Linked DNA regions of Homo sapiens: region 1 is linked to region 2. A link is a loop called in an ENCODE intact Hi-C map of the cell type or tissue named here. Cell type or tissue: right lobe of liver. All regions are shown on one strand. Each heading gives the region's core, and the rest is flanking DNA. Links, peaks and the distances in the headings are about the cores only.

What was found. Peaks named below come from ENCODE experiments on the same cell type or tissue, not always from the same donor. Only the 100,000 strongest peaks of a DNase experiment are listed, where the experiment ranks them.
Region 1: it touches region 2 in a loop (2.0-fold over the local background); 16 of 110 quality-filtered maps call a loop at or near these places.

What each region holds. Positions count from the first base shown.
Region 1 is chr12:121,136,595-121,153,025 of GRCh38, reverse strand. All of the region lies in intron 1 of P2RX7 (purinergic receptor P2X 7), which reads right to left. The region is part of intron 2 of LOC105370032 (a long non-coding RNA gene); the gene reads left to right. Among named protein-coding and RNA genes, the nearest start is that of P2RX7, 12 kb to the right of the region's middle. RefSeq lists an enhancer at 9,030-9,179. In right lobe of liver, for the core only: no CTCF peak of the experiment used is centred there; DNase peaks (open chromatin) are centred at 8,205, 8,575 and 8,985; H3K27ac peaks cover 2,623 bases.
Region 2 is chr12:121,187,120-121,203,550 of GRCh38, reverse strand. LOC105370032 (a long non-coding RNA gene) reads left to right here. Exons shown (of 4, transcript XR_001749352.3): 2 at 1-53. It overlaps P2RX7 (purinergic receptor P2X 7), which reads right to left. Exons shown (of 13, transcript NM_002562.6): 13 at 15,519-16,431. Among named protein-coding and RNA genes, the nearest start is that of P2RX4, 15 kb to the left of the region's middle. RefSeq lists an enhancer at 13,123-13,623. In right lobe of liver, for the core only: no CTCF peak of the experiment used is centred there; a DNase peak (open chromatin) is centred at 6,415; H3K27ac peaks cover 336 bases.

The sequences.
Region 1 (16,431 bases), core at 5,064-13,063, 53 kb after region 2:
TACATTTGAAGAAGAGCATTCCCCATGGCCCAGCAATAAAACTCTTACATTTGTGCCCTAGAGAAGCTCTTGTACATGTGCCGGAGGAGCTATGGACAAGAATGTTTCTGCAGCATTGCTTGTAAGAGGGAAAGCAGGAAATAACCTACATGTACTCAAACAACGAATGGATAAATAAATTGTTGGATTCATACAATGAGATGCTTTGAGCCAGGCACAGTGGCTCACGCCTGTAATCCCAGAACTTTGGGATGCCAAGGCGGATGGATCACCTGAGGTCAGGAGTTTGAGGCCATCCTGGCCAATATGGTGAAACCTCATCTCTACTAAAAATAAAAATTAACTGGGTACGGTGGCGTGAGCCTGTAATCCCACCTATTCGGGAGGCTGAGGCAGGAGAATCGCTTGAACCTGGGAGATGGAGGTTGTGGTGAGCTGAGATCGCGCCACTGCACTCCAGCCTGGGCAACAAGAACAAAGCTCCATCTCAAAAAACAAAACAAAACAAAACAAAAAACAAAGAACAAAAATTAGCTGTGTGTGGTGGCACATGCCTGTAGTCCCAGCTACTCTGGAGGCCACAGTGGGAGGATTGCTTGGGCCCGGGAGGTCAAGGCTATAGTAAGCTGTGATTGCACCCCTGTACTCCAGCCTGGGCAACAGAGTGAGACCCTGTCTCAAAAAAATAATAATAAAATAATTTTTTAAAATGAGATGCTTTGCAGCAGTGAAAATGAATTGACTAGGCCTGACATAGTGTCTCACACCTGTAATCTCAGCATTTTGGGAGGCCAAGGTGGGTGGATCACTTGAGATTAGGAGTTCAGGACCAGCATGACCAACATGGTGAAACCCTCTCTCTACTAAAAATACAAAAAATTAGCCGGGTGTGGTGGTGTGCGCCTGTAATCCCAACTACTCGGGAGGGTGAGGCAGGAGAATCCTTTGAACCGGGGAGGTGGAGGTTGCAGGGGGCCAAGGTCACATTACTGCACTCCAGCCTGGGCGAGTAATATTGATGAACCTTGAAAACAATATAATTTATGGCTGGAGTTCAAGCGATTCTCCTGCCTCAGCCTCCCAAGTAGGTGGGTAGCTCGTGCCACCACACCCAGCTAAGTCAAAGAGACCAGTCACAAAAGGCCACATATTGTATGATTCCATTTATATGAAATATCCAGAATAGGTGAATCCACAGAGACAGAGAGTAGATTGGTCGTTGCAGGGGACAGAGTGGGAAGAAATGGGGAGTGACTCCTGGGGGGCATGGAGTGTCCTTTTGGGGTGATGAAAATGTTCTGGAGCTAGATAGAGGTGGTGGTTGCACAGTACTATGAATGTCCTAAATGCCACTGAATTGTTCATGTTTACAGTGGTTAATTTTACGTTATGTGAATTTCACCCCAATAAAAAATTATATTTTTTATATATGTAGACATATATGTGCTGTAGAAATATTAAAACAAACAAGGGAATTAAAAATGTCAAATTCAGGATTTCTTTTAGGCTGGGCATGGTGGCTCATGCCTGTAATCTTTGGGAGGCCGAGGCAGGTGGATCATCTGAGGTCCTGGGTTCGAAACCAACCTGGCCAAACCCCGTCTCTACTAAAAATACAAAAATTAGCCAGTTGTGGTGGCATGTGCCTGTAGTCCCAGCTACTCCGGAGGCTGAGGCAGGAACCCTGGAGACGGAGGTTGCAGTGAGCCGAGATGGCGCCACTGCACTCCAGCCTGGGTGATAGAGTGAGACTCTGTCTCAAAAAGAAAAAAAAAAAAAAGGATTTCATTTAGAGATGGAGTCTTGCTATGTTGCCCATGCTGGAACACAGTGGCTATTTCACAGGTGCAATCAGCACACGACAGCCACAAACTCCTGGGCTCAAGTGATCCTCCCATCTCAGCCTCCCAAGTAGCTCAGGCTGCAGGTGCAGCCACTGTGCCTGGCTGCAGGATGTTTATAAAGCAAAAGGAAAGAGAATGGGATGAAGGATGAGTTTGCAGGGAGCAAAACTGGATTAGTAATGCTTTATTTCTTAAGTTGGATGGTGGTACGTGGGTGTTATATTATGCACAATACACTTTAGTATTTCTATAACATTTATTTATTACTTATTTGAGACGGAGTCTCACTCTGTTGCCAAGGCTGGAGTGCAATGGCGCGATCTCAGCTTACTGCAACCTCCGCCTCCCAGGTTCAAGTGATTCTCCTGCCTCAGCCTCCCAAGTAGCTGGGATTACAGGCATCCACCATCGTGCCCAGCTAATTTTTGTATTTTTAGTAAAGATGGGGTTTCTCCATGTTGGTCAGGCTGGTCTTGAACTCCTGACCTCAGGTGATCCACCCGCCTTGGCCTCCCAAAGTGTTGGGATTACAGGCATAAGCCAGTGCACACGGCCAACATTTATTTAAAAAGAAGGATTTTCAAGAAAGATGTTGGGGTAAGATACCCAGATTTGAGACCCAATCAGCACATACGAGACATAGCTATTAAATAGAATTCCATAGACAAATATGATAACACTTGCTCATTAATACATTTCAGCCCAGCATCCCAACACATACATGGTGCATGCAGCGCTTTCTCATGCTGGATGTTGCAACGTTCTCCTGGAACAACACTGGGTCATGTGACCCACCATTTGGGAAGCTCAATTCTGATCTCTCATATTTATCCCAGAATGTGCAACATATGATCGATCAGCCTTAATGGAATCAGGCCCTCTCCTAAACAGAAAACCTGTCTCTGTGTCATCATGAACATGTAAATTTTAAGAATTAAAATGCTTCAGAGCTGCGTCAAAGACAAAAAGGGAATGAAAGCGAGTTTGCACACTTTACCTGTCGGGGGGGATACTGTGATCATGAAAGTGAGTTTGTAGTATCCTCCCTTTGGAAAGAAAGTGCTAATGACCATCCCAGAAATACTCTCCCGACCTTGCTTGGTGACTAAGGTGAGCCATGTCACCCCTCCAGGTGGTAGGTTTAATCCCTGAATGAAGAGAGAACTCCCAGCCTTCCCCATCCCCATGACCTTTTTGCTCTAAGAGGCTATAATGTTATGCATTCTGTAGAAGGCAAAGCCGCTGGTACCTGGAGCTAACGGGAGTGTGAAGGACCTAGGGATTTCACTGAGCCGGGGAGGATGGGTAAGTTGTGGGGGTGTGGTGGTGTGCACCTATATTCGCAGCTACTTGTTAGACCGAGGTAGGAGGATCCCTTGAGCCCAGGAGTTCAAGACAAGCCTGGGCAACACAGTGAGACTCCAGTCTCTAAAAAAGAACAAAGCTGGAAAGATTTTGGGAAGTAGAACAGAGCTAATGGGAGAGAAGCCAGGGCCACTGATATGGTTTGGCTGTGTCCCCATCCAAATTTCATCTTGAATTATAGCTCCCATAATTTCCATGTGTTGTGGGAGGGACCTGGTGGGAGATAATTGAATCATGGGGGCAGTTTCCCCCATACTGTTCTCGTGATAGTGAGTAAGTCTCATGGGATCTGATGGTTTTATAAGAGGTTTCTTCTTTTGCTTGGTTGTCATTCACTTTTTGCCTGCCACCATGTAAGACATGCCTTTCGCCCTCTGCCATGATTGTGAGGCCTTCCCAGCCATGTGGAACTGTGGGCCCATTAAACCTCTTTCCTTTATAAATTACCTGGTCTTGGGTATGTCTTTATTAGCAGCGTGAGAACAGACTAATACAGCCATCAAGGGGCACTCACAGGCAAGTCTGGCTGAGGAGGAGCCCTGGAGTGGCAGGGAAATAAGGATGGAGGGTGAGGTTGGGCCCATGGGACCCTGAGGCTGCTTGCTCTGGACCCACCAGATGGAGATGAAGGTGCCCACCATAAAGTCGTTCTTCAGAGTCTCAATCCACATGCTCTGAATATGAGTGACTGTCACAGACTTACACTGGCATCACAGGTGGGATGGGCCCCATGCCAGCATGGTTAGATTGCTCTTCAAGCTCTGCAGGGAGGACCTCCCTTTCAGCAAAGTTCCTCTCCGTCTTACAGCCCCTGGGCTTCCAGCGCAAAGGTAACATCAAAGGGCTGAGCCTCCAAAGTGTATCCCTTGTATCTCTTAGCTCACACCTAAGCCAGGCCAACAAACATCTTCATGGACCCCTAAAGAACAGTAGCGCCAGGACTGTGCCTGCAGTGCGGCACAGAGAAGCTTGGCGTGCAGCCTCTGCATCTCTTATTTAAAATCCCAAGAGGAGAATCCGATCAGGTCCATCGCTGGTCCACCCGGCCATGGTGGGGGCTCAGCAAGGGGCGAGGACCCAAGAGATGCTCTGAGAAGAAAGTGGGGGAGAGCCAGCACCCCCAGGGCAAGTTTAATCCCGATTGTATTAGTTTCTGGTTGTTGCTCTAACAAATTACCACAAACTTAGTGGCTTTCAACAACACTAATTTATTCTTTTGCAGTTTTGGGGGTCAGACTCCTAAAGTCAGTCAAACAGGGTAAAAATCAAGGGTTAAAAAGAAAAAATATAAATTAAGATCACAGCTGGGTGCGGTGACTCACGCCTGTAATTCCAGCACTTTGGGAGGCTGAGGCAGGTGGATAATTTGAGATCAAGAGTTTGAGACCAGCCTGGGCAACATGGCGAAACCCCATTTCTACTAAAAAGGCAAAAATTAGCTAGGTGCGGTGATGGGTGCCTATAATTCCAGCTACTTGGGAGGCTGAGGTGGGAGAATCGTTTGAACCTGGGAGGCGGAGGTTGCAGTGAGCCAAGATCATGCCATTGCACTCCAGCCTGGGTGACAGAGTGAGACTCTGTCTCAAAATAAATAAATAAATAAATAAATAAATAAATAAATAAATAAAAAAGATCCCAGCCCAAGTCATTCCCATAGGCAATGGGAGTGTCTTCTAGATATCTCTTTATGTCCACACCTAGACACACAAATAGATATACTGATGTTACAAACGTGGCTGCAAGCTGTTTTGTAACTTGTTATTTTTGTTCAATAATATGTTATTAGTTCTTTCTATGACAGTAAAGATAGATCTGTGATAAAGATAGATCTATGATACACAGTCATTTTCAGTGGCTAAAGAGTATCTTAGTGTTTAAATTGAACATATGAAACGGCCCATTTTGGCTGGGCTCGGTGGCTCACTCATGTAATCCCAGAACTCTGGGAGGCCGAGGCAGGCAGATTAATTGAGGCCAGGAGTTCAAGACCCGCCTGGCCAACATGGTGGAAACCCCATCTCTACTAAAAATACAAAAATTAGCTGGGCGTGGTGGTGCACACCTGTAATCCCAGCTACTTGGGAGGCTGAGGCAGGAGAATCGCTTGAACCTGGGAGGCAGAGGTTGCAGTGAGCCAAGATCGTGCCACTGCACTTCAGCCTGGTGACAGACTGAGACTGTCTCAAGACAAACAAACAAACAAACAAACAACAACAAAAAAAACTGCCCATTTTGCATTTTGTAGGCCATAGCTATAGAATATAGGCAGTTCCATATGGTTCAAGCTAAAAGGTACATTGTGATAATTTGTCAACCAGCCTCTGGGATGGATATTTACTGGAACCTTTGTTCAATTTTCCCAATTATAAACATTTTTTGGTAACCCTAATATAGTCCTTACCATGTGCCAACCACTCTTCTAAGTCCATTTTGCTAACATATATTAACTCTTGCAATCCTTACTCTCCCCCACCAAAAACAAAAACAAAAACAAAAAACCAACTCTATAAGGAAGGTACTATTATTACCCCCACTTAATAGCTGAATAAACGGTGTCATGAATGAAGTGAGAAGCTTGTCCAAGGTCACATGGTAAATAGCAGCACCAGCTCCAAACACAGCCATGTAGCTTCACAGCCTCAGCTTTCTTAAATGCTACAGTGAATGGAATACTTTTTCGAATTTCCTTTTCAAATGTTCATTGCTGGTGTAAAAAAAACCCACACAATTAATTTTTGTGGTTGATCTTGTTCCTTGCAACTTGACTGAATTAGTTTATTTGCTCTAACAGTTTTCTTGTGAATTCTTTGGGATTCTCCCTATATGGGATTGTGCCACCTGTGACTAAAGATAGTTTTACTTCATCCTTTACAATCTGGATGCCTTTTATTGCTTTTTCTTGCCTAATTGCTCTGGCTAGAACTTCCAGTACAATGTCGAACAGCAGCGGTGAAAGCGGGCATCCTTGTCCTGTTCCTGATCTCAGGGAGATGCACTCAGGCTGTGCTCCTCAACACTGTGCTCACTGTCTGTCCATCCCGCATTCATGTTGCCAGGAATCCCTGCACAAGCTTCTTCTCACCCCTAAGACATTAAGTCCATAGGACAACTTCTGGGTGTGCACATTTTATAGCTGAGTTCATTTTCCCAAATCACAAAAACTTGAACCATTTCATGCTTCTATCAGCAAAGCAAGAGTGTGCACACTGCCTCTTCAGAGGGGCTTGGCCCGGCTCAGTGGCTCACGCTGTAATCCCAGCACTTTGGGAAGCTGAGGCAGGGGGATCACTGGAGGTCAGGAGTTCAAGACCAGCCTGGCCAACATGGTGAAACCCCGTCTCTACTAAAAATACAAAAATTAACCAGGCATGGCGATGTATGCCTGTAATCCCAGCATTCAGGAGGCTGAGGCAGGAGAATCACTTGAAACCAGGAGGCAGAGGTTGCAGTGAGCTGAGATTGTGCCATGCCCTCCAGCCTGGGACAGAGTAAGACTCCTCAAAAAAAAAAAAAAAAAAAAAAAAAAAAAGAGAGGCTTGACAAATAAGAGGATGGTCATGTGAACTTGGCTGGGACAGTAGAGGGTCGGGTCACCAGGCTGGGAGCACAGGGCCCGTAGGATGGGGGCTGTGAGTTTGAAGAAGAGGACAGACATAGTAGCAGCGTGCAGCCATTTGAAGAGTAGAAGAGGGACACAAGGCAGAACTCTAACCAAAGGCGAAAGTTACAGGGAGATAGATTGTGGCTCAGTATAAGGAAGAAATGTCTAACAGGGCAGTCCCAGAGCAGAACGAGCTTTCCTTGTGGTTGCTGCTGGTGATGGTGAGGAAGATGATGATGATAATTTTCATTTATCCCATCAACTTCCGTTTCTCTCCTGTCCCATTTCCATCTGCATTTAAACATCATTTCTCATCTTAAAAATGCCTCCCCTCCCCAGCTTAATCCATCCTACCACCACTCCATGCCTCTCTTCTTTATAGCTGAGTCCCTTGAAAGAGTGAGTCACCAGGCCGGGTACGGTGGCTCACGCCTGTAATCCCAGCACTTTGGGAGGCTGAGGCAGGTGGATCAAGAGGTCAGGAGTTTGAGACCAGCCTGGCCAACATGGTGAAACCCCGTCTCTACTAAAAATACAAAAAATTAGGCGGGTGTGGTGGCACATGCCTGTAATCCCAGCTACTTGGAAGGCTGAGGCAGGAGAATCACTTGAACCCAGGAGGCAGAGGTTGTGGTGAGTGGAGATCACACCATCGCACTCCAGCCTGGGCGACAGAGGAAGACTGCATCTCAAAAAAAAAAAAAAGAAAGAAAGAAGAAAGAAAGGGCGAGTCATCACATCCACTTCCGCATCTTGATTCACTCACTCCTCTACCCACTCTAGTCTGGCTCCCACCCCCATCCCTTCTCTAAAGCCTCTCTTGCCAAGTAAACAACAATGTCGTTGTCACTAAATCCAATAGATACACCATGGACCTGACCTTCCTGGAACTCTCAGCAGCAGTTGACACTGACTGTGACCATGCCCCACTTCCCTCGCCTCCTTCCCTTAGCTTGCAGGAGTCCACTTGTGCCTGACTTTCACTGGATCGCCGTGGCTACTCCTCAGAATCTTTTGGGGACTTCTGCGCTCCCACGCCTTAAAGGTTAGCACTCCTTTGGGGCGTGTTCTAGGCCCTTTTGCTTTCTCATCTACATCTTCTCTTGCTGGTCGGTTGCACCTTCTTCCAGGGTTCTGGTTGCCGTCTATATGCTGGTGATATAGAAACCTACATCTCAGCTGCAGATTCGTATATCCAACCATCCATTCAACATCTCCATTTGTACATTCCATAGACACCTCAAACTCAATGCCTTTAGTCCTGACCTCATCTTCCACCCCAAATTGGCTGTTTCTCCTGCATTTCCTATCCCAGCAAGTTATTCCAGTACCCATCAGTTGCCCAAGCCAGAAGCATGGTGCACTCTTTGACTCATCCTCTCCTTCTTGTCCACTCACCCGTTCAGTTGCCAAATCCTACTGTTTCACTTCCTAATATGCTCAAATTCATCTACTTCTCTCCTCTGCCTCTATCACCTCCCCAGTCCAGGTCGCCAACAGCTCTCAGATCTGGACATCCCAATAGTCTCCTAAATGCCCTCCCTTCCTCCAGTCTCACCCTGTCCCCTCTACTCTCTACACTGCAATACTTTAGTGAGAGCATAGACTTTGGAGTGAGGTTCAGTCTCAGCTCTATTGCTTACTGACTACATGACCTTGGGTAAGTGACTTAATCTTTCTGAGTCATTGTTTCTTCTTTTGTAATAAGAGGATATTAGGGCTGGGTGCAGTGGCTCATGCCTGTAATCCCAGAACTTTGGGAGGCCAAGGCGGGTGGCCCATTTGAAGTCAGGAGTTCAAGACCAGCTTGGCCAACATGGTGAGACCCCATCTCTACTAAAAGTACAAAAATTAGCCAGGTGTGTTGGTGCACGTCTGTAATCCCAGCTACTCAGGAAGCTGAGGTAGGAGAATCGCTTGAATCCGGAAGGTAGAGGTCGAAGTGAGGCGAGATCATACCACTGCACTCCAGCCTGGGCGACAGAGCGAGACTCTAACTCCCTTGCAAAACAAGAGGATATTAGTATTCTATTGGGCAGGGTTTCTAGTTCTAAACAACAGAACTCACTCTGCTGAGTTTAAGAAGAAAGATTGTCCAGAAAAGACAAATCTCCAGAGGCAGAGAATAGATTCATGGTTACCTGGGTTGAGCAACCACCAGGAGGAAGTGGGAGTGGGGAGTGACTGTTAATGGGTGTGAGGGCTCTTACTGGGCTGATGAAATGTTCTGAAACTGGATTGTGATGATGGTTGCACAACTTGGGAAATTTACTAAAAGTCATTGAAATGTATATTTAAAACCGGTGATTTTCTGATATGTAAGTTATACCTCAAAAAAGTTGTAAAAAGAGACTTTCTTTTTTTTGAGACGGAGTCTCACTCTGCCACCAGGCTGGAGTGCAATGCCATGACCTCGGCTCACTGCAACCTCTGCCTCCTGAGTTCAAGCGATTCTCCTGCCTCAGCCTCCCGAGTAGCTGGGATTATATAGGTGCCTGCCACCATGCCCAGCTAATTTTTGTATTTTTAGTAGAGACGGGGTTTCACCCTGTTGGTCAGGCTGGTCTCGAACTCCTGACCTCAGGTGATCCACCCACCTCAGTCTCCCAGAGTTCTGGGATTACAGACGTGAGCCACCGCGCCTGGCCGATTTTTTTTTTTTCAGATAGGGTCTCACTCTGTCGCCCAGGCTGGAGTGCAGTGGCACAAACACAGCTCACTGCAGCCTCAACCTCCCAGGATCAAGCAATCCTCCCACCTCAGCCTTCCCAGTAGCTGGGACTACAGGCACGCAGCACCATGCCTGGTTAATTTGTTTTTCTGAGATGGAGTTTCGCTCTGTCGTCCAGGCTGGAGTGCAGCAGAGTGATCTCAGCTCACTGCACCCTCTGCCTCCCAGGTTTAAGTGATTCTCCTGCCTCGGCCTGCCAAGTAGCTGGGATTACAGGCACCTGCCACCACATCTGGGTAATTTTTGTATTTTTTTTTTTTTTTAGTAGAGAGAGACTTTCACCATGTTGGCCAGGCTGGTCTCGAATGAACTCCTGAACCCAGGTGATCTGCCCACCTGGGCCTCCCAAATGCTGGGATTACAGATGTGAGCCACCGTGCCCAGTCATCTTTTTTTTTTTTTTGAGATGAAGTCTCACTCTGTCCCCCAGGCTGGAAGTGCAGTGGCATAATCTTGGCTCACTGCAGTCTCTGCCTCCCAGGTTCTAGAGATTCTTTTGCCTCAGTCTCCTGAGTAGCTGGGACTACAGGTGCGCGCCCAGCTAACTTTTGTATTTTTAGTAGAGACAGGGTTTCACCATGCTGGCCAGGCTGGTCTTGAACTCCTGACCTCAAGTGATCCACCTGTCTCAGCCTCCCAAAGTGCTGAGATTACAGGCATGAGCCACTGCACCTGGCCAAAGTTAACGATTTTGAGATGGCGAGATGACCCTGTGTCATCCAGGTGGGCCCTGAGTGCTATTACACGCGTCCTTATAAGAGAGGCAGAAGGAGATTTGACACACACACAAAGAGGAGAAGACCATGTGAAAACAGGGCAGAGAAGTCTGAAGATGCTGGCCTTGGCTGGGCACAGCAGTTCCCGCCTGTAATCCCAGCACTTTGGGAGGCCAACGCAGGAGGATCACTTGAGCCCAGGTGTTCAAGACCCACCTGGGCAAGACGGTGAGACTCCATGATATGATAGAGTTGACCTGACCCAATCACATGAGCCCCTTAAAAGAAGAGAGTATTCTTCTTCTGGTCCCGGGAGAGAAGTCAGAGATTTGAAGCATGAGAACAATGCGTTGTGTCATAGCAGGCTTGGAGATGGAGAGGACCATGTGGCAGGGAATGTGGGAGGACTTCAGAATCTGAGAGTGGCCCCAGGCTGACAGCCAGTGAGGAGCAGAGCCCAGTCCTGCAGCCTCAAGGGATTGAATTTTGCCAACAACAAAAATGAGTTTGGAAGTGAATTTTCCCCAGAGTCTCCAGGCAGGAACTCAGCCTGCTGACGCCTTGATTTAGGCCTGTGGGACTGTATTAGTTTCCACTGCTGTGTAACAAATAGAAACTAATACAGCCTCAGACACCCCTCATTCCATAGGGCAGCTCACAGTCTGCAGAGGGACAGAGTGGGGCCCTCTAAGCCATGGGGTCCAAGGAAGGGGATCCCCTATTGTATGGGTCAAAGGGCAGTACTTCCCTCCATTCCTGAATTTGAATTCTGTGCACACCCAGCATCCAGTGTTATTCCTTGTGTATCAAAGTGTTGCCTGGGGCATATGTTTGGAAAGCTTGGGTCTCCTGTTGTGTCCTAGCTGCAAGGGAAACTGGGACATTCAGCTGTGACATGGATTGTGTGGTGGAACGCATAACACAGAGTGTTCCCTAAACATGGTTAGGCTGTTCAGGTCATGATCACCCACTCCCACAACCAATCTTCCAGGATTATGTAGGAGAATCAAATAGGCCAATACATGTCACATGCTAAGAACAGAACCCGGCACATGCTAAGTCCTCAGCAGTACTCAGTAGGTGTTATATTTCAAGCAGAATGATCTCTCTAAAATGAAAATATGAACATAAAACCCTTCATGTTTTCTGTTATGTTTCAATATTTTCTAATAAGATGCTGGGGGCTGGGGGACAGCTCTCCATGCTTTCTCAGTACCTGTGGGATGCAGCTCAAGGCGCTCCATGATCAGGCCCCTGCTGGCTTCCCCAGCCCCACCTCAGCCTCGCCTTCTCTGCCACTGTACCGGCCAGCTGTGGGCCTGTGAAAAAGCCAGACAAACTGCTCCTTCCTCTTCCCAACACTGTGCTACCCATGCAGCGGGGCTGGGAGGCTCCAGCCCAGGGTGGGAGGCTGCACTGGGGCAGCATCCCCGGAGGCCTGCAGGTGCAGGAGAGAAACCTCCATCATTACCCCTTGAAACAAGAAAATCAGATGCGGAGGCAGCTTTTCATAAGTCCACAGCCATTCATTTGAAAGAATCATGCTTATCTTTTGACATGATATGTTTCCAGCTATTTTGGTGTTTTGGTGTTAGACATGAAAAAAAGGATGCGGATAGATGGTAGTAGGCAGGTGTTTTAATTGCTTGCCTGATATCCTTTATTTATGTATTTATTTATTTATTTATGGGGTCTCACTCTGTTGCCCAGGCTGGAGTGCAGTGGTGTGATTTAGGCTCACTGCAACCTCTGCCTCCCAGGTTCAAGTGATTCTCCTGCCTCAGCCTCCCAAGTAGCTGGGATTACAGGCATGTGCCACCATGTCTGGCTAATTTTTGTATTTTTAGTAGAGATGGGATTTCGCCATGTTGACCAGGCTGGTCTTGAACTTCTGACCTCAGGTGATCCACCTGCTTCAGCCTCCCAGTGTTGGGATTACAGGCGTTGAGCCACCACGCCTGGCCCTTTATTTATTATTTTTTATTACATATATATTTTAAGACAGGTTCTCAGTCTGTCACCCAGGCGAGGGTGCAGTGGCGTGATCACAGCTCACGGCAGTCTCCACCTTTGCCTGGCCTCCTTCACAGTTCCGTGTTAGTCCTCAAGCCTCTCCTTGGTCTTCTTCAGGTTGGTAAAAGGCATCATCGTTCCTCAGGAATCTAGAGCCATCTTTCACCTCCTAGCAAATCTATCATTTCTGCCTCCAAAACACATCTCAGCTTTGTCCACCTCTCTCCAGCTCCGCCAGCCCATTCTAGCCCAAGCCTCTATCTCCTCGCATCTGGTGACTCCAGGAACCTTCTCACTGGTTCCTCACCGTCATTCTTGTCCCACCACACTCTATGCTCTGCACAGTGGCCCATAAGGCTTCTAGAAACATGAGTGAGATGGTTTTACTTCTCTGCATAAAACTTTTCAGTGGCTTCCCATGCACTGAAAATCAAATAGCAACTCTTCCCCTGAGCTGCCCTCAGCTCCGGCTGCTCCCTCCTCTCTCCCCAGGTTCTGGGACATGCTGTCCTTGCTGTTCCTCTTGTTTCCAGGTCTTTGCATTTACTGTTCTCTTCGTACTGTGTGTCACATGGCTGGATTCTTCTCCTCCTACGGGGTCACTTCCCGAACTGGGTTACCTCTGACCTTCCCCTCAAGCTCTAGCACATCACCCAGGTGTCAAGGGTGGGATGAGAATGTGGCAGACCTCCTGCTTCTACTTTTCTGAAGACAGTCAGGGGCAGGCTGGGCGCAGTGGCTCACACCTGTAATCTCAGCATTTTGGGAAGCCAAGACGGACGGATCGCTTGAGGCCAGGAGTTCGAGACCAGCCTAGCCAACATAGCAGAACCCCATCTCTACTAAAAATACAGACATTATCTGGGTGTAGTGGTGCATGCCTGTAGTCCCTACTAGGGAGGCTGAGGCAGGAGAATCGCATGAACCCAGGAGGTGGGGGTTGCAATGAGCCAAGATCGTGCCACTGCACTCCAGTCTGGGTGACAGAGGGAGACTCTGTCTCAAAAAAAAAAAAAAAAAAAGATGGTCAGGGTCAGAGGGGCCATGCTTGGGTTGGATTTGGATTTGCTCCTCCTGGCGTCTGGGGCCTCCCCGGCCTCTGTGCTGGGCTCACTTCTACTCAGCTGGAGGAGGCCCAGACTCACAGGTTTGTGGCCACCCACTGGGAAACAGGTGTCCAGCCAGGAGCTCCATTTTAACAGCCACAAACTAGCACAGCAGCACCATCTCCACAGCGACAGCCAGCCTGGGCCCAGGAATGACAGCATAGGCTCATGTTGGCGCCAGTGGAGGCTGACTGGGCAGTGGCGAAGCAGCAGCTCTGAGTGGAATTGTTTCCTGTGCCTCTCTCAATCTTCCTTAGTCTTCTGTGGCCATTGGAAAAGCTTCTGTGAGGACTGGTCTCCAGGGAAGAGGGAAATCCTCCAAAGAGAATGCAACCAACTTTTATTCCTTTGCTTACAATCTTCCCATGGCTTCTCAACCCACTTGGAATAAAATCTAAAGAATTATCCAGCCGGGTGCGGTGGCTCACGCCTGTAATTTCAGCACTTTGACAGGCCGAGGCGGGCAGATCACCTGAGGTCAGGAGTTCAAGACCAGCCCGGCCAACATGGCAAAACCCCGTCTCTACTAAAAATACAAAAATGAGCCGGGTGTAGTGGCATGCACCAATAGTCCCAGCTACTGGGGAGGCTGAGGTGGGAAAATCACCTGAACCCGGGAGGTCGAGGCTGCAGTGAGCCAAGATCATACCACTGCACTCCAGTCTCGGTAACCAGAGTGAGAACCTGTCTCAAAAAATAAAAAAGAATTCTCCAAAGTGGTGCCACCATAGGCGGCTTGGTTTAAGCAACAGCTTGGTGGTCACAGAAACCAAATAGTAGTAAAGTACCAAGGTGAGCTGGCAACCTCCATGGGCCAAGAAGCATGTCCCAGATGAGGAGCAGGGCTCCTGGTGGGACTCAGGAAGGGGCCGAGGTAAGAATAGGGGGTCAGCAATTGCTGATGGAGTCTCCACAGCCCAGCTGCAGGGCTGAGACAAGCCAGGACTAGAGAGGTACACTTAGAAATCCCTAATTTCTGGCTTTTGGAAAGACCTTGTAATAGATCACCGATTTTTGTCTGCCTACCCTCCCCACTTCCTTTTCCATTTGGTCTGGTCACAGAATCTTCCTTCCTAAGGAAAATCCACTGGATGTGGTTCACGTAGGGCTCACACGGCTCCCTCGTCTTCTCCCTACTTCCTGCTACGGGAGCCAGCACATGACCCAGGCTGGCCAATGGGATGACACCTTGGCCCTGGCCACAGTGATTGGTTCAGGGATGGATCTGTAACTCACATCTGATCAATCAGAGTCTTTCCTGGGACTTTCTTAGCAGAGCTATCAGGAAAGACTTGTTTGCTCCTCTGAGGTTGTTAAAAGAAGAGAATGTGAGGATATCTTGTACATACAGAGTTGTTCAAGAAGGAAGCCAAATAGAAGCAAATGGAGCCAGGATGTAGGGAGACGGATCCGTCCTGATGACACAGTTTGAACTCTTATCTTCATCCACGTCCGAGGACAGCACCATCTCTTCAACTGGCCAGTTACATGATCCAATAAATTCCCCTTTGAGGCTTTGTGGTTAACGCAAGTTGGGTTTCTGTCACTTACTGCCCAAACGATCCTGGCTGACACAGACCTGCTTAGCATCCTATCTACACAGACCTCCAACACAAACTCCTCTTGTAGCTGCATCCCTGCCTTTGAATCCAGATCTGAATTGGTTGTGAGAATAGAAGAAGCTGAACAGCCTCTTGGTTAATTTCCGCCATAACCAGTCCCTGCTTTGTATCCCATTTTCAATAACCGAGGCCCTGTCTCCTTATCCTGGCTCTTAGTCCTTGCAGCCCCAGTAGGGACAGCTGGCCAGAACCTGTCACTTGCTGCTGTATCCTGAACATTGCTCGAGCCTGTCTGGATTTCCACCTGTGGTCCACACCAGTCCTACTTGATGCAAAATACATTCCCCAATTCCTATGCCCCATGGGTCTACCCATTTCACAGATGGCTAAGTCATGGTTACACGAACTTAAGGCTTCACAGAGCAACTTAAGGCAGCATTTCCCAAACTGTGTACTGTGAGACTCCATTTGGCCATTTAGTGAGACGTTAATAGATAGTCCATTAACCAAGAGGAAAAAAGCAAAGCTGGTGATAGTTTTTTCTTCCATTTTATATTTTAAAATACAAACTGTAGAGAAACTTTTATATGAAGGTTATCTTCTAAAGTTGGCACTTAAGATGAAAATCATGGCTCATCAAAATTGCCTTTTAAACACTTAAATTGTCCACAAAGCATAGCAAACACCTCCCACTTCCCAGTGGGTCTGCTGGAACCAATTTTGCCTCCAGATCTAGAACAAGTTGCTGTTTTTACAGTTTTGCTCCAGGTGAAGGTGAAGGAGTTGACTTATTTTAGGGGTCATGTGGCTGAAAAATATGTACCTAGATTAATAAGTAGAGCAGCAAGATGCTCGCTAAAAAGCACGTGGGAACAGAGATTGACGGAGGGAACACCAGATGCCAGTATCCCATCTCACACCTACTCCAGCGAACCCGGTTGCTGAATCATTGCATTATTTATATTGTTCTCTCTCTCTCCATGTCCCCATGGAACATGTATAACTGAATTTGAGGGAGTTAAATACATGTAAGTTATGATTTCACCATGTGAAAGAAAAATATTTATCATTACAAGGTGTTCTCATAGTAATCTGTTTTTAGAAATTTTATTATTATACAATAATCTGAAGAAATTGAAGGCTGGGCATGGTGACCCACACCTGTAATCCCAGCACTTTGGGAGGCCAAGGCGGGTGGATTGCTTGAGCTCAGGAGTTCAAGACCAGCCTGGACAACTATGGTGAAACCCTGTCTCTACCAAAAATACAAAAAATTAGCTGGGCGTGGTGGTGTACACCTGTGGTCCCAGCTACTCGGGAGGTTGAGGTGGGAGGATTGCTTGGGCCTGGGAGGTATAGGTTGCAGTGAGCTGAGATCACACCACTGCACTACAGCCTAGGTGACAGAGTGAGACTCAACTCAAAAAAAAAAAAAAAAAAGAAAGAAAGAAAGAAAAGGAATTGTAGGCCAGACAAAGTGGCTCATGCCTATA
Region 2 (16,431 bases), core at 2,851-10,850:
ACAGTAATCTGCAGAAGCAAAAGTATGAAACAGCCGGGCAAAGATGCACAGAGGTGAGAGAGACGAAGGGAACGGCCTCTGGTTTCTGTTGAGCTTCCACTTCTTGGTTCTGCCTCCTCCCCCCGTTCACCTTTACCTTTGAGATACCCCCATAATCTCATAATAAGTGTTCATTTTTTACTTAACCTAGTAGCCTTCTGAAACTTGGAATTGAAAAGACTATGTCTATAGCCCTAGGATCTAACAGATAAAAAATGTATTATGTCACCAGTAACGTAGGTGGTAAAACAAACATTTGTTTGAATGCAGCAAATTAGAAGGAGGTGGGACGCGTTGCCCCAGGCCACCAATACTAAGAGCAGCGATACACAAATAGCCCATAAAAAAGAAATGTTTCTATAAAAAGCAGAGCCAAGAACTCCGAAAAGCTCATCAGTCTGGGGCCATTTAGTTTAGAGACCTCAGTGTGCCTTAGGGTGTCATTTGGTTATGGTTATGTAAGACTGACATTTGTTACAATGGCCTTGAGCCGCAAAAGGCCAGTCAGAAGAGACAGTGTCATTTGTTTAGGAGAATCTACAATGAAAAAATGTTTAAATTAAATGTTTAGGCATTTAAAGATGTAAGACTCGCTTATCTGGCACATAGACATTGTGAAATACGTCATTGTATAACAGAATGACAGATACGTGTGGCACACAGTATAATTATATATACTTCCAGAAACAGAACGTCTAAATAAAGAACAAGTTGATAGCAGAAGTGAGGAATAAATTATTTTATAATTTTGCTGTTGCTTTCCCTGGGTAGTGCTTGAGACTGAATCTATTGTGGAACAACAACAACAAAAAAAACAAAAAGCAAAAAAACAGAACAGAAAAACCCTGACTCTTATCTAACAGGCCATATGTTGATCACAGATAATCCTCTCAACCCCATCAGACCCAACGTCCTTTTCGTTTTTTTGACACAGGGTCTCTCTCTGTTGCCCAGGCTGGTGTGCAGTGGCGGGATGTCAGCTCACTGCAACCTCCGCCTCCCAGGTTCAAGCAATTCTCCTGCCTCAGCCTCCCAAGTAGTAGCTGGGATTACAGGCACCCACCACCATGCCCTGCTAATTTTTGTATTTTTAGTAAAGACAGGGTTTCACCCTGTTGATCAGGCTGGTCTCAAACTCCTGACCTCAGATGATCCACCCACCTTGGCCTCCCAAATTGCTGGGATTACAGGCGTGAGCCACCATGCCGGCCACTTGTATTATGGTTTTAAAGTGTAAGACTTCTTTATATATTCTAGATACAAATTCCATATCAGATATATGATCTATAGATGTTTTCTCCCATTCAGTGGGTGGGAGGAATTACAGGTTGTTGAAATGGAGGAGATGGGGAAGGATGATATTCCTGCAGATGAGCTGGACATATTCTAATACCTGGATCTTGACATCTTAGCACATTTGACATTCGGTCTTTAGGCTGTAAAAGACCTCAGAGATCACACCCTTTGATAGGCAGCGTAGAATAAAAGGTGGATGGGGAATAACCTGTGACTGCAAGAGGCAGTGTGGGGGAATTGTCTGATACTGCTGAAAACAAGAGGCAGCCCCAAATTCATCAATCCTGTATGTGATTTTCACAACAAATTTTTGTTTGTTTCTTTTTAAATTTCACAATGAAATTTCATGTCACTGTGCCACGAAGAAAAAATTGTAATATATAGAATGGAAATAATGTAAAATCTATATATTTTATTTCGTTTTACTTGGTTGAAAATGTGTAACATTTATGATTTTTTTTTTAGTTTTTAACTTTTTTTATTTTTATTTTTATTTTTTGAGACGGAATTTCGCTCTTGTTGCCCAGGCTGGAGTGCAATGGTGCGATCTTGGCTCACCGCAACCTCTGCCTCCCAGGTTCAGGCAATCCTCCTGCCTCAGCCTCCCAAGTAGCTGGGATTACAGGCATGCACCACCACGCTTGGCTAATTTTGTATTTTTAGTAGAGATGGGGTTTCTCCATGTTGGTCAGGCTGGTCTCGAACTCCCGACCTCAGGTGATCTGCCCACCTGGGCCTCCCAAAGTGCTAGGATTACAGGCGTGAGCCACTGTGCCCCGCCCGTTTTTTAAAATTCTTAAAAAAAAAAAAAAAAAGAAAGAAATGGGGTCTCACTATGTTGCCCAGGCTGATGTCAAACTCCTGGCCTGAAGCAATTCTCCCAGCTCTGCTTCCCAAAGTGCTGGGATTACAGACATAACCCAGTGAGTCCAGCAAGGCAAAACTATTGAAAAGCTTTTTTATTTTTTATTTATTTATTTTTTTAGAGACAGAGTGTTGCTCTGTCCCCCAGGCTGGAGTGCAATGGCGTGATCTTGGCTCACTGCAACCTCCATCTCCTGGGTTCAAGCAATTCTCCTGCCTCAGCCTCCCAAGTAGCTGGGATTATAGGCGCCCACCACCACACCTGGCTAATTTTTTGTATTTTTAGTAGAGACGGGGTTTCCCCATGTTGGCCAGGCTGGTCTCGAACTCCTGACCTCAGGTGAACCACCCGCCTTGGCCTCCCAAAGTGCTGGGTTTATAGGTGTGAGCCACTGCGCCCGGCTGAATGAGGCTCCATCTCAAGATAAAATAAAATAAAATAATGATAGTATGCTGTGGAAAGATATTTGAGATAATTAAATGGAAAAATATAACAGGGCAATATGTGTACTGGGTCTTCAAATTTTTGTGTTTATAGAAAAAAGTGTGGCAGATCATAAATTAAAATCTTAACTGGTTTTTCTGGGAAGGGTGAAACTATAGATGATTTTTGCTCTGCATACTTATCTGCATTTTTAAAAATGTCTACTCTGAAGTTGATTACTTTTCTTAAGAGAAGGCCGGGCACGGTGGCTCACACCTGTAATCCCAGCACTTTGGGAGGCCAAGGTGGGCCGATCACGAGGTCAAGAGATCGAGACCAGCCTGGCCAACATGGTGAAACCCCGCCTCTACTAAAAATACAAAAATTAGCTGGGTGTGGTGGCGGGTGCCTCTAGTACCAGCTACTTTGGAGGCTGAGGCAGGAGACTCGCTTGAACCCGGGAGGCGGAGGTTGCAGTGAGCCGAGATTGTGCCGCTGCACTCCAGCCTGGGTGATAGAGCGAAACTCCATTTCAGAAAAAAAGAAAAGAAAAGAAAAGAAAAACAATTTTAAAGCTACTCCTAAAAATGTTTATGAAGTATATTTAATTATATGGAGGAAATGCTTATGCTGTAATGTTAAGTGAGGAAAAAGGCAAGGCAAGATACAAAACAGCGTGTGTTAGAATCTAAATTATACACATCAAAAGAAGAGAAGCATCTTGCTTCATCCAGGGAGAATGATCTTTTTTTTTTTTTTGATAGAGATGGAGTCTCACTGTTTTACCCAGCCTGGTCTTGATTCCTGGGCTCAAGCAAACCTCCTGCCTTGGCCTTCCAAAGTGTTGGGATTACAGGTGTGAGCCACCGCGCCTGACCAGAATGATTCTTTGAATCAATCTCTTTTCTTCCCTAGTATTTGTCTTTAAAGTGCTAGATTAGGCCAGGCGCGGTGGCTCACGCCTGTAATCTCAGCACTTTGGGAGGCCAAGGTGGGCAGATCATGAGGTCAGGAGTTCAAGACCAGCCTGGCCAACATAGGGAAACCCTATCTCTACTAAAAATAGAAAAATTAGCCAGGCATGGTGGCATGCACCTGTAGTCCCAGCTACTCAGGAGGCTGAGGCAGGAGAATCGCTTGAACCCGTGAGGCAGAGGTTGCGATGAGCCAAGATCGCACCACTAAACCAACAGAGGGAGACTTCGGCTCCAAAAAAAAAAAAAAAAAAAAAAAAAAAGACTGTAATCTCAGCACTTTGGGAGGCCGAGGTGGGTGGATTATGAGGTCAGGAGATTGAGACCATCCTGGCTATTGAGACCATCCTGGCTAACACAGTGAAACCCCATCTGTACTAAAAATACAAAAAATTAGCCGGGCGTGGTGGCACGTACCTGTAGTTCCAGCTACTTGGGAGACTGAGGCAGGAGAATTGCTTGAACCCGGGAGGCGGAGGTTGCAGTGAGCCGAGATTGCGCCACTGTACTCCAGCCTGGGTGATAGAGCGAGACTCTGTCTCAAAAAAAATAAATACATAAAAATAAAAAGCTTACAGTGATCTGAATCCCACTCAAGCTGTGTATTTGTATCTGTTACAGACGGAAGCAAGGAAGGTAAGTCCTTGGCTGATCAGCCCTCTGATTTACCTGGGACTGAGAGGTTTCCTGGACAAGGGACTTTCTGTGCTAAAACCGGGAAGGTCGAGGCCAAACAGGATGAGTCGGTCACCTTCAGAAGGATTAAGTCAATGGACTTCAGGAAGGCTGATGACAGGCTGTATTAGGCCAGAACTCTATAAGCCATTGACACCCTCTCCTCCTTCCCTTGTCCACACCAGGCTTCACTCTGGAGAGAATGGCTAAACCTGTACTAGTTAAACTCAAACTTTCCTTGAAAGACAGTTTTACAGGGCAGTGGGGCGGCGGGGGTGGGGGGTCGGGGAACCAAGGAAACAAAGAACCCTGAAACAGATCTGTTAGAAAAGAAGGGGCTATTACAAGAAGCAGGGAGGCTTTCCAGGAAATGTGCCTTCCAAAACCCTATTTCTGGCCGGACGCAGTGGCTCATATCTGTAATCCCAGCACTTTGGGAGGCCGAGGCAGGCAGATCCCTTGAGTCCAAGAGTTCAAGACCAGCCTGGGCAACATGGCAAGACCCCATCTCTACAAAAAGTACAAAAAATTAGCCAGGCGTGGTGGCACATGTCTGTAGTTCCAGCTACTCAGGAGTCTGAGGTGGGAGGATCCCTTGAGCCCAGGAGGTGGAGAGCTAAGATCATACAACTGCACTCCAGCCTGGGTGACAGAGCAAGACCCTGTTTCAAAAAAACCCAAACCAGCCGGGCACAGTGGCTCACACCTGTAATCCCAGCATTTTGGGAGGCTAAGGTGGGTGGATCACCTGAGGTCAGGAGTTTGACACCAGCCTGACCAATATGGTGAAACCCCATCTCTACTAAAAATACAAAAATTAGCCAGGCATGGTGGTGGGCACCTGTAATCCCAGCTACGTGGGAGGCTGAGACAGGAGAATTGCTTGAACCCGGGAGACAGAGGTTTCAGTGAGCCGAGATCGCGCTACTGCACTTGCTGTGGGTGACAGAGTGAGACTGTGTCTCAAAAACAAAACAAAACAAAAACCGTGGGGAATTTTTTTTTAAAGTGTGAAAAAAAATAGAAAACTACATTTCTTGTGATCTTGTATCAGACACCTTCAAGCTTACCTGAAAGTTTGAATCAAAACAAAATAACAAAGTGTGCCTTTTATATAACTTGTCTCGTTGTGAAGACCCATCTGCTTTTTTCTCTGGTGAAGACAGGTTTTCTGAAACACACAGTGTTGAGTCTTTCCCATCCCTCAACAATTACTGGATTATTAGCTAAATAAGCATTCTCCAGCAGATCTAAATCTGACACAACAAGAATGCACGTTTCTTTGGCTCTGAACAGCATTTTATCTTTTGAAAACCACCTTCACGTGAGTGATACTCAGAATCCCATTTTACAGTTGAGTAAAAGCTCAAACTCATTTGTTTCTGATAAAACATTCTGGAGGTCTCCTTGCAAATTTTTCTGGTTCATTATGCCTCCCTTTATCCTCCATAAGATAATAGTTCATAGCCTATAGTCCCAGCTACTCAGGAGGCTTGAGCCCAGGAGTTCAAAGCCAGTCTGGGCAACATGGTGAGACTATGTCTCTAAAAAATAATTTAAAAAAAGATAGCCAGGCAGGGTGGCTCATGCCTGTAATCCCAGAACTTTGGGAGGCTGAGGTGGGCAGATCACGAGGTCAGGAGTTCGAGACCAGCCTGACCAACATGGTGAAACCCTGTCTCTACTAAAAATACAAAAATTAGCTGGGAATGGTGGTGGGTGCCTGTAATCCCAGCTACTCAGGAGGCTGAGGCAGGATAATTGCTTGAACCCGGGAGGCGGAGGTTGCAGTGAGCCGAGATTGTGCTGCTGCACTGCAGCCTGGGCAACAGAGCGAGACTCCATCTAAAAAAATAAAATAAAATAAAGAGATAATAATTGGTCGCTAAGAGGGAAGGAAGGAAAGCAGGACTCCTCAGACTCCAAAACTATCAACGTGTTATAACATTTTGCATTTTCAGTTGTTTTAGAGGTGGATAAGAATAACCTTTAAGTCCACATAAGAATCACAAAATGTTCTGTTGAGATTTCCCCAATTATTTATTTATTTATTTATTTTTGAGATGGATTTTCGCTCTTGTTGTCTAAGGCGTTAGGTGTGTGAGCTACACACCGAATCATGAGATACATGGCATGCAGTGATGTCAGCACAGCCAACAGGAAGTGTTTGTGGAGAGTAGCGCCCTATCCCTTTCTTCACTTGCTTCCCTTTTTCTCGTTTTTCTATCTCATGAGTTCCATTCTCTGGGCAATAGGAAATTGAGAGGGAAGTGGGGTGACTCAGTACAGTTAGTTTCTTTTGGCTTTCTTTGAAGCCGCCCTGCTTCTTGCAATAGCCCCTTCTTTTCTAACAGATCTGGGTCAAGTTTAACTAGCACAGGTTTAGCTACTGTCTCCAGAGTGAAGCTTGGGATGGACAAGGGGAGGGGGAATGGGCATCAAAGTAGGAAATTGAGTGGGAAGTGGGGGACAAAGTACAGTCAATTTCTTTGGGTCAGTGGAGGATAAAAGTTGCTTCTTTCCTGCCCTAAGAAATATCCAGAATGCTTATCTCTTGCCTTTAGTCATTTTACCCTAACCCAATTAGGGTTAGCATTAGGGCTAAGGTTAGGGTTAGCCTTAGGGTCAGCCTTAGCCTTCCATTTGGACAAAATCTGCCATTTGGCCGGGCGCAGTGGCTCATGCCGGTAGTCCCAGCACTTTGGGAGGTGAGGAGGGCAGATTTCTTGAGGCCAGGAGTTCGAGAACAGACTGGCCAACATGGCGAAACCCCATCTCTACGAAAATACAAAAATTATCTGCGTGTGGTGGTGCACACCTGTAATCCCAGTTACTTGGGAGGCTGAGGCAGGAGAATCACTTGAACCTGGTAGGCGGAGTTTGCAGTGAGCCAAGATCACGCCACTGTACTCCAGTCTGCACGACAGAGTGAGACTACAGCTCAAATAATAATAATAATGATAATAATAATAATAATAATAATAATAATAAAAATAGTGTGAACCCGGGAGGTGGAGCTTGCAGTCAGCCAAGATCGTGCCACTGCACTCCAGCCTGGGCAACAGAGTGAGACTCCGTCTCAAAAATAAATAAATAAATAAAATAAAAATAAAAATAAAAATAAAAATAATATAAATATGAAAATAAAGTTCTGCTTTAGCTGTGTGCCACCGATTTTGACATATATTACATTCATTATCCAGTTCTATTGAGTCATTTAGCAATATTTCTTACAATATTTCAATCAGCTTCCAAATATTTTAAAAATCTACCTCTTAAAAATTAATTTCTGGCTGGCGTGGTGGCTCACGCTTATAATCCCAACACTTTGGGAAGCTGAGGCAGGCAGATCACCTAAGGTCAAGAGTTCGAGTCCAGCCTGGCCAACATGGCGAAACCCTGTCTCTACTAAAAATACAAAAATTAGCCGGGCATGGTGGCAGGCGTCTGTAATCCCAGCTACTCGGGAGGCTGAGGTAGGGAGAATTGCTTGAACCCAGGAGGTGGAGGTTTCAGCGAGCCGAGATTGCACCACTGCACTCCAGCCCTGGCGACAGAGCGAGACTCTGTCTCAAATGAAAAAAAAAAAAAAAGAAAAAAAAGAAAATGAATTTCTAATTTCCTTGAAATGTGGTTAGAGAACCTGGTCTGTATCATATTGCTGTTGGGAATGTATTGAGGAAAATACATGATCTAATGCATATCTGTTGTTATAACCCTTCCTTGTGCATCCTAAAAAAGAATGTATGGGCCAGGCACGGTGGCTCATGCCTGTAATCCCAGCACTTTGGGAGGCCAAGGCAGGCAGATCACCTGAGGTCAGGAGTTCGAGACCAGCCTGGCCAACATGGTGAAACCCCGTCTCTACTAAAAATACAAAAATTAGCCGGACACAGTGGCGGGCGCCTGTAATCCCAGCTATTTGGGAGGCTGAGGCAGGAGAATTGCTTAAACCCGGGAGGCAGAGGTTGCAGTAAGCCGAGATTGTGCCACTGCACTCCAGCCTGGGCGAAAGAGTGAGACTCCATCTCAAAAAAAAAAAAAAAAAAAAAAAAGAATGTACCTTCTATATCTGATAGCTTGATAGCTTGAGTGAGGCCCTTTCTGAGAAAGTCCATCTGAGCTGAGATCTGGATGTCAGGAAGGAGCTAGCTCTCTGAATACTTTTCCTAGGAGAAAGTATTCTAGGCAAAGGGAATAGCAGGTGCAGAGTCCCTGAGGTAGGAATGAGCTTGATATGTTCCAGGAACAGAAGGAAAGTCAATATGAATGGAGCATAGTGGGCAAGGAGGAGAGTGATGTGAGCTAACCCCTTGAGAGACAGTCAGAGGCCAGATCGAGTAGGGCCTTCGAGGCCAGAGTATGGACTTCAGCCTTAGCTAATGCAGTACATTCACTGACACCTACGGGTGGTTTGCCAAGCACTTGTCAGGTACAAATTGGTCTCATCTTATACAATGGAGAGAGCATTTTGAGATTATTATCATTATCACTTTTTTTTTTTTTTGAGACAGTCTGGCTCTGTCACCTAGGCTGGCGTGATCTTGGTTCACTGCAACCTCAGCCTCCCAGGTTCAGGCAATTCTCCTTGCCTCAGCCTCCAGAGTTGCTGGGATTACAGGCGCCCGCCTCCATGCCCGGCTCATTTTTGTATTTTTAGTAGAAATGGGGTTTCACCATGTTGGTCAGGCTGGTCTTGAACTCCTGACCTCGTGATCCACCCAGCTCGGCCTCCCAAGGTGCTGGGATTACAAGTGTGAGCCACCGTGCCCATCCCATCCTCACATTTTGAGATTAAAAGTACCTTACAGGCTGGGTGTGGTGGCTCACGCCTGTAATCCCAGCACTTTGGGAGGCCAAGTCAGGAGGATTATTTGAGCCTGGGAGTTTGAGACCAGCCTGTGCAACATGGTGAGACCTCGTCTCTACAAAACATAAAAAATTAGCCAGGCATGGTGGCATGTGCCTGTAGTCCCAGCTACTTGGGAGGCTGAGGCAGGAGGATCAGTCGAGCCCAGAAGATTGAGGCTACAGTGAACTGTGTTCATGCCACTGCACTCCAGCCTGGGTGACAGAGTGAGACCTTGTCTCCAAAAAAATCAAATAAATCAAATAAATAAAAAATTTAAAAGTACCTTAGAGAGCATGCTTAGCCTAATCCTTTTCTTTTGCAAATAAGGAAACGAAGAAGAGTTCTAAAGTGTTCTCACAGCCAGGGTCTGCGCATCCCTGTGCCTCTTCCATAGACAAGCTCCTGAAAAGGAGGACTCAGTTCTTACAATTTCATTCAGATGTTCTTGAAGGAATCTTATCTTCTTATGAACTCCTTTGTAAAGAAAAATTACTCTCGCCCCTCCCATTTACTTTTTTTGTAAATGTAGATTTTTATCAATCGGATTTTCCTTCTTTTTTTTTTTGAGATGGAGTCCTGCTGTGTCGCCCAGGCTGGTGTGCAGTGAGTGGCATGATCTCGGCTCACTGCAACCTCTGCCTCCCGACTTCAAGTGATTCTCCTGCCTGAGCCTCCTGAGCAGCTGGGACTACAGGCGCGTACCACCACACCCAGCTGGTTTTTGTATTTTTAGTAGAGACGGGGTTTCACCACATGGCCAGGCTGGTTTCGAATTCCTGACCTCGTGATCCACCCGCCTCGGCCTCCCAAAGTACTGGGATTACAGGTGTGAGCCACCGTGCCTGGCCCATTAACTATCTTGCTATGGCATCATTTAAAATAGCTGCATACCCTCCTGTTATATGACTGTGCCATAATTTACTTAACCAATCTCCTCCTGTTGGACTCAGAGGAATTTTTAAAAATTCATTTAGCCAGGCTGGGGGTGATGGCTCACACCTATAATCCCAGAGCTTTGAGAGGCCCAGGCGGGAGGATTGCTTGAGGCCAGGAGTTTAAGGCCAGCCTGGGCAACATAGGGAGACCGTATCTCTACAAAACAAAAACAAAAACAACAACAACCAAAAAACAACAACAACAACAAAACCCCCCATATATATATATCTCTCTTCCTTTTCTTTCTATCACCACCACCAATTCAGTAGCACAGGTGGCTTACTGAGTCACTCCTATATAATCCCAGCTGACTTCTAAATGATGTCACTTCCCCAGGCTTCCCCTCCCATCCCACGTCCTCATGTCGGTCTGAGGGATTTTTTTTTTTTTTTTAATTTTTGAGAAGGAGTCTCGCTCTGTCACCCAGGCTGGAGTGCAGTGGAGCGATCTTGGCTCACTGCAACCTCTGCCTCCCAGGTTCAAGCGATTCTCCTGCCTCAGCCTCCCGAGAAGCTGGGACTATAGGTGCATGCCACCACCCCTGGCTAATTTTTTGTATTTTTAGTAGAGACGGAGTTTCACCGTGTAAGCCAGGATGGTCTCCACTTGCTGATCTCATGATCCGCCCGCCTTGGCCTCCCAAAGTGCTGAGATTACAGGCGTGAGCCACTGCACCCGGCTGGGATTTCTTAAGTCACTGCTTTTCTCATGTCCTCTGTCAGCCCCAAGAACGGCTCCATCTTAACTTTGCAACTGGTTCAAACATCTCAGCCTTTTTTTCTTTTTGAAGGTTTCCCCAAATCAGTCCCATTTAATCTCCCTCCACTATGATAGTCATTTGTTTCTGGGCCTGGCTTGTGCTGCTGGTCCTGTTGGGAATGCCTCCTCTCATCCCACTGTTTCCAGCCCCTTCCTCCAGTGAGGGCCCGCTTACATCTCACCAGCTTCATAACCCTCCCAAGGCTGTGCTTGCCTGTGAATTTCGCCTTTCTTTGAGCGTCTGTTTCAGTGAGATGGAACCACCCAGTTTAGGAGGCAGTAAGAAAACAAGCAAGACTGTGTCTCTCACCGCATAGTTGCACTGGCCATCTGACAGGTCCTGGAGCACACTCATTTCTTTTCTTTTCTTTTTTTTTCTTTTTGAGATAGATTATTACTATGTTACCCAGGCTGGCCTCAAACTCCTGGGCTTAAGGGATGATCTCTCGTCGCTGGGACTACATGTGTGTGCTCCTGCACCAGGCTCTGGAACACTCTTATTTCTCTCTCACCCCTCAGCTTTATGTTTTCCATCCCTCTTCCTGGAATGCCCTTCTTTCAACTCATTACAGCTGGCTCCTTCTTGATATTCAGATCTAGTGTAAATGTCACTTCCTTGGAGACACTATCCCTGCCCCTTGTCAGAAGTAACTCCCTTGCTCCTATCACAGCATCCTGCTTGTTTCTTTCAAACTCTGTATCCCAAGCTGTCCTCACTGCATTTCTTTTCACCGTGATTGCCTGTCTGCCCCACTGCACCTAACCTCCCAAAGAGCCTCTCTTATTCACCTGTTCATCCCTAGCTCCTGTACAGTGCTGGGGTGCTCAGTAAGTGTTTGCTGAATGAACAGATGAGATTGGACAGAACGGGGAAGGAGAAGGGAGACATCAAGGTATCCTTTGAATTTCTGGCTTGGGAAGTTGAACTGATGGCAGGTGGTGCTACTGGCTGATCTTGGGAGCTCTGGAAGTCACATGTGGGTGGGGTGAACTGAGATCATGATTTGTCTTTTGTAGCTGTTTGAATTGCCTCTAAACCATTTAAGTATAGAATATCTGGAGGTGGTTAAATATATGGGCCTGGAGCTCGAGAGCAATGCTTGGGCACCATCCAAATCATAAGAATAGCTACCATGGCTAGACATGAGAAGCTGCCCAAAGCCATGTATTAGTCTGTTCTCACACTGCTAATAAAGACATACCAAAGACTGGATAATTTATATAGGAAAGGTTTAATTGACTCACAGTTCCAATGTGTCACCTGGGGAGGGCTGGGGAGGCCTCACAATCATGACAAAGGCAAGGAGGAGCAAAGCCACATCTTACATGGTGGCAGGCAAAACAAGAATGAGAGCCAAGCAAGAGGAGAAACCCCTTATAAAACCCTCAGATCTCGTGAGACATATTCACTACCACGAGAACAATATGGGGGAAACCGCCCCCATGATTCAATTCTCTCCCACCAGGTCCCTCCCACAACACATGGGAATTATGGGAGCTAACAATTCAAGATGAGATTTGGGTGGGGACACAGCCAAACCATATCAGGCCACTTGGCCAATAAGTGACCAAGCCAGGATTTGAACCAGGTGGTTTGTTTCCAGTGCCCATCATACCACTGGACTGAGATAGGTGTGTAAGGGACAAAAACCAAGATGAGTTCCTTGCCTCTGAGGGTCTTATTGTTTTTGGGGGGAAATAAAACATAAATACTCATAACTTACCAGACTGGAAGGGCTTGCATAAGAGCCCTGTTAGTTTTATTTGACCCTTATCCAAGCTTAAGTGCAGTGATTGTTTGGTTAAAATGGTAAGTCAGTGTCAGCCACTTCCTCCGATTCCTGAAGCCTTAGGATCATGTGACCATGATAATTCATTAAAATTAGCTAAGGATGTTGGAAATGCAAAATCCTCTCCATAGATCATCATTTATTTTGGAAATATGATTCATAGCCCTCAGGAATGGAAAACAGGAAGCTGAAAAGTCACAGTAAAAGTGAAAGAAGATAGGAATTTCTAATCTATTCAAAAAAGAGAAGTTGAATCAGGGGATCCTCAGGGATTCCTGAATGATGACTGCATGGGATTAGAACATGGGTTGAGAAACATACAAGCAGCAGAGGGTGAAACCCCACTCGGTGCATTCCAGTGGGTAATTTGAATAAATGGGGGTGGTGGTCATGGTTCCTTATTGCCTCTAGTAGGCAGGGCTTTGTGTAGACCATGACTTTTGGTAGAAGCCAAACGAAGATTAATTTTTTAGGGCTGCTGGTTGGCCTGGAATTAGGGTGTTTTTTTTTTTTGAGACAGCGTTTCGCTCTTGTTGCCCAGGCTGGAGTGCAATGGTGTGATCGTGGCTCACTGCAACCTCTGCCTCCCGGGTTCAAGCAATTCTCCTGCTTCAGCCTCCCAAGTAGCTGGGATTACAGGTGCCCGCCACCACGCCTGGCTAATTTTTTGTATTTTTAGTAGAAACAGGGTTTCACCATGTCGGCCAGGCTGGTCTCAAACTCCTGACCTCAGGTGATCACCCACCTCAGCCTCCCAAAGTGCTGGGATTACAGGCGTGAGTCACCGCACCCAGCTGAAGTAGGGATGTTTTAATAACCTCTTTACCTCAGTGGTGAGGGAGGGATTCCCAGTTCCCACCCCAGGGTTATGGCGGTAGCTGAACACATGACACCCAACACTGGGCAAATGAGATTGGCAGCAGTTTTTGGTCACACACACTCACAGCTCGGGGAGGAAGACCCCACTTGCCGTGCAGGGCCACACAGAAACAGAGTGAACAACCAGGGCCAGTGCGGGGCAGGCTTTGTAGCACCAAGAGGGTGAGGAGGCCCTGGTTCCCCGGAGGATGTGACTGGCTCATTTGGACAACTCCGTGGGTTGGCAGGAGACTCACACCTGCCGCTCAGGGATTAGCAGGAACTGCATCTGGTCTTTTTGATAAGGAAGGCTGTTTCACTGGGCGCCCTTTGCCAAGGGAGGACTGGGAGAGAAACTTGGGGTGAGGCACTCCTGATTTCACCTGATGTCAAAGCAGCACCTCATATTAGAGCTTAATTTTAGGCCTTACACTGCACGGTGGGTACCCAGTGGGTCCTGCTGACTGCCCTTCATCTCCTGATTTGGTGCACTCCTTCCTGTGATCTGAAGCTCAACACACAGCCTCATCCCTGCCAGCTTGGGACAGGGGCCATTCCAAAATTCAAGGCCACCAGAGCTTTTCGTCCTTTTCTCTTGCTGCTGATTTGTTTTCTTTTTTTCTTTTTTTTTTTTTTTGGTGACTTCCCAAGAGGAAGAGGAGGGGAGAAAAGAGAAACATTCCATTTGGCCGCATATATAGCGCAAATGTTTCATGGAGTAGGGAAAGACTGAAACAAAAACAAAAACTGTATCCACCACCACTCCCAGCTCATTTTCCACACAGCGATCATAGTGATCTTTAAAAATTAATTTGGTGGCTGGGCGCTGTGGCGTACTCCTGTAATCCCAGCACTTTGGGAGGCCGAGGCTGGTGAATCACTTGAGGTCAGGCATTCGGCACCAGTTTGACCAACATGGAGAAACTCCGTCTCTACTAAAAATACAAAAATTAGCCAGGCGTGATGGTGGCACACATGTAATCCTGGCTACTCAGGAGGCTGAGGCAGGAGAATTGATTGAACCCAGGAGGTGGAGGTTGCAGTGAGCTGAGATAGTGGCATTGCACTCCAGCCTAGGCAACAAGAGTGAAACTCTGTCTCAAAATAAATAAAATAAAATAAAATAAAATAAATTAATATGGCTGGGTGTGGTGGCTTACACTTGTAATCCCAGCACTGTGGGAGGCTGAGGCCGGTGGATCACTTGAGGTCAGGCATTCGAGACCAGCTTAGCCAACATGGAGAAACCCTGTCTCTACTAAAAATACAAAAATTAGCTGGGTGTGGTGGCAGGCGCCTGTAATCCCAGATACTTGGGAGGCTGAGACAGGAGAATCGCTTGAACCCAGGAGGCAGAGGTTGCAGTGAGCTGAGGTTGAGCCACTGCACTCCAGCCTGGGCAACAAAGCAAGACTCCATCTCAAAAATAAAAATAAAAATAAAAAAATTAAAATTAAATGTGATCTTACCAGGTTCCTGCTTAGAACCCTTATGTGGCTTAGGTCTTAGGATACAGACAAACTCTACCATGGCCCACAGGCTCCAGGCAGCCTAGCCCCTGCCTGCTTGTCCAACCGTAACTCATGCCTTACTTCTCTGTACTTTTTATGGCACAGTCATACAGTTCTCCTTTAAGTTCTATAAACCTGCTCTGCTTTTCCTGCCCCAGGACCTTTGCACATACTGTTCTCTGCCTAGAATGCTCTTTCCTCCCGCATTCACTAGTTAAGTAATACTCATCCTTCAGATTTTAGCTAAAACATTCCTTCCTCAGGTAGGCTGATCTCCCCAAATAGGCCAAATTTCCCTACTATAAGCTCTCATGCCATCATTTGCCTTTTCACCATTATACTCAGCACAAGTTGCAAGATGCCATTTGCTTGAATTATTTGATTAATTTCCATCTCCTCATATCTCTATGAGACTGGCTACCTTATTTATCCTTGGTCTCTAGAGAGTGCCTCATTGAATAGTTGTTGAGTGAATGCGTCAATGAATGAGTTAACTGTGATTTGGGGACCTTCTGAAAAGAAAGGAAATGAAGATTTAAATAAATTATATACCTTTTTTTAATTATCAAAACAGTCACATTAAGGACACTTACATTGCCAGGCTAAAATCAGGAAGGGTTTAAAAAGTTACTCCCCTTTAGAAAGAGAAATGCATGTCTATTACCAATGCTATGTGAAATCAGCCAAGAGAAAGCAGATCCCTTCTCTTCTGACACAGAAAGGAAGCCATGAATACTGGCAATTACCGTAGCAGAAGTCTGTCTTTAAGTATAAGAAAACAGATCCTACAAAACGTGACTCTCATCACCTTTGGCGGTGACATTATTTTCTACAGTAAACTAAAAATAATACAAATATGACGCCTGTTATTGTAGGACGTGTCTGACATATTACACACAGTTGAAGTGACACATCACTCTCTCGCCCAGAGCATCAGTGGGGAAGGTGATGGAAAACAGTAGATGGATCCAGTGATTATTTGTAATTTCACATTCTGACTCCATCTGCGGCCTCATTAAGGTGATAGAAACATACTAGGAATAAGGCACCAAAAACAAAGGTACAAAGGCCCAGAAGCCATCAGAATGGAAACTTGTAACAGTGACATAGAATTCGTGAAGTAAAGAAATGTAAGCTCCAAAGAAATCATATGTAGTAATCCACTTTTTAAAATATCTTTGAAAAGGTAGTAAAAATCAAAGTTCAATCTGGCATAATTAACTTGGTTCCTGAGTTTAAAGCCAAATAAAACCCTGTATCAAAAAATGGTTTTATTCATGCTGTCTTACATGAATATAGTAGAAAGCTGCTGGTTTTTAAAAGGTATCAAAATGGTAACTCTTAGAACATATATAAAAAAATTCACAGATCCTTCATCAGTCACAATATTTAATAGTGGTCTCTAAACTATTCGATAAAATAGCTATTGTTTAGAAACAGATAAATAGCCAAC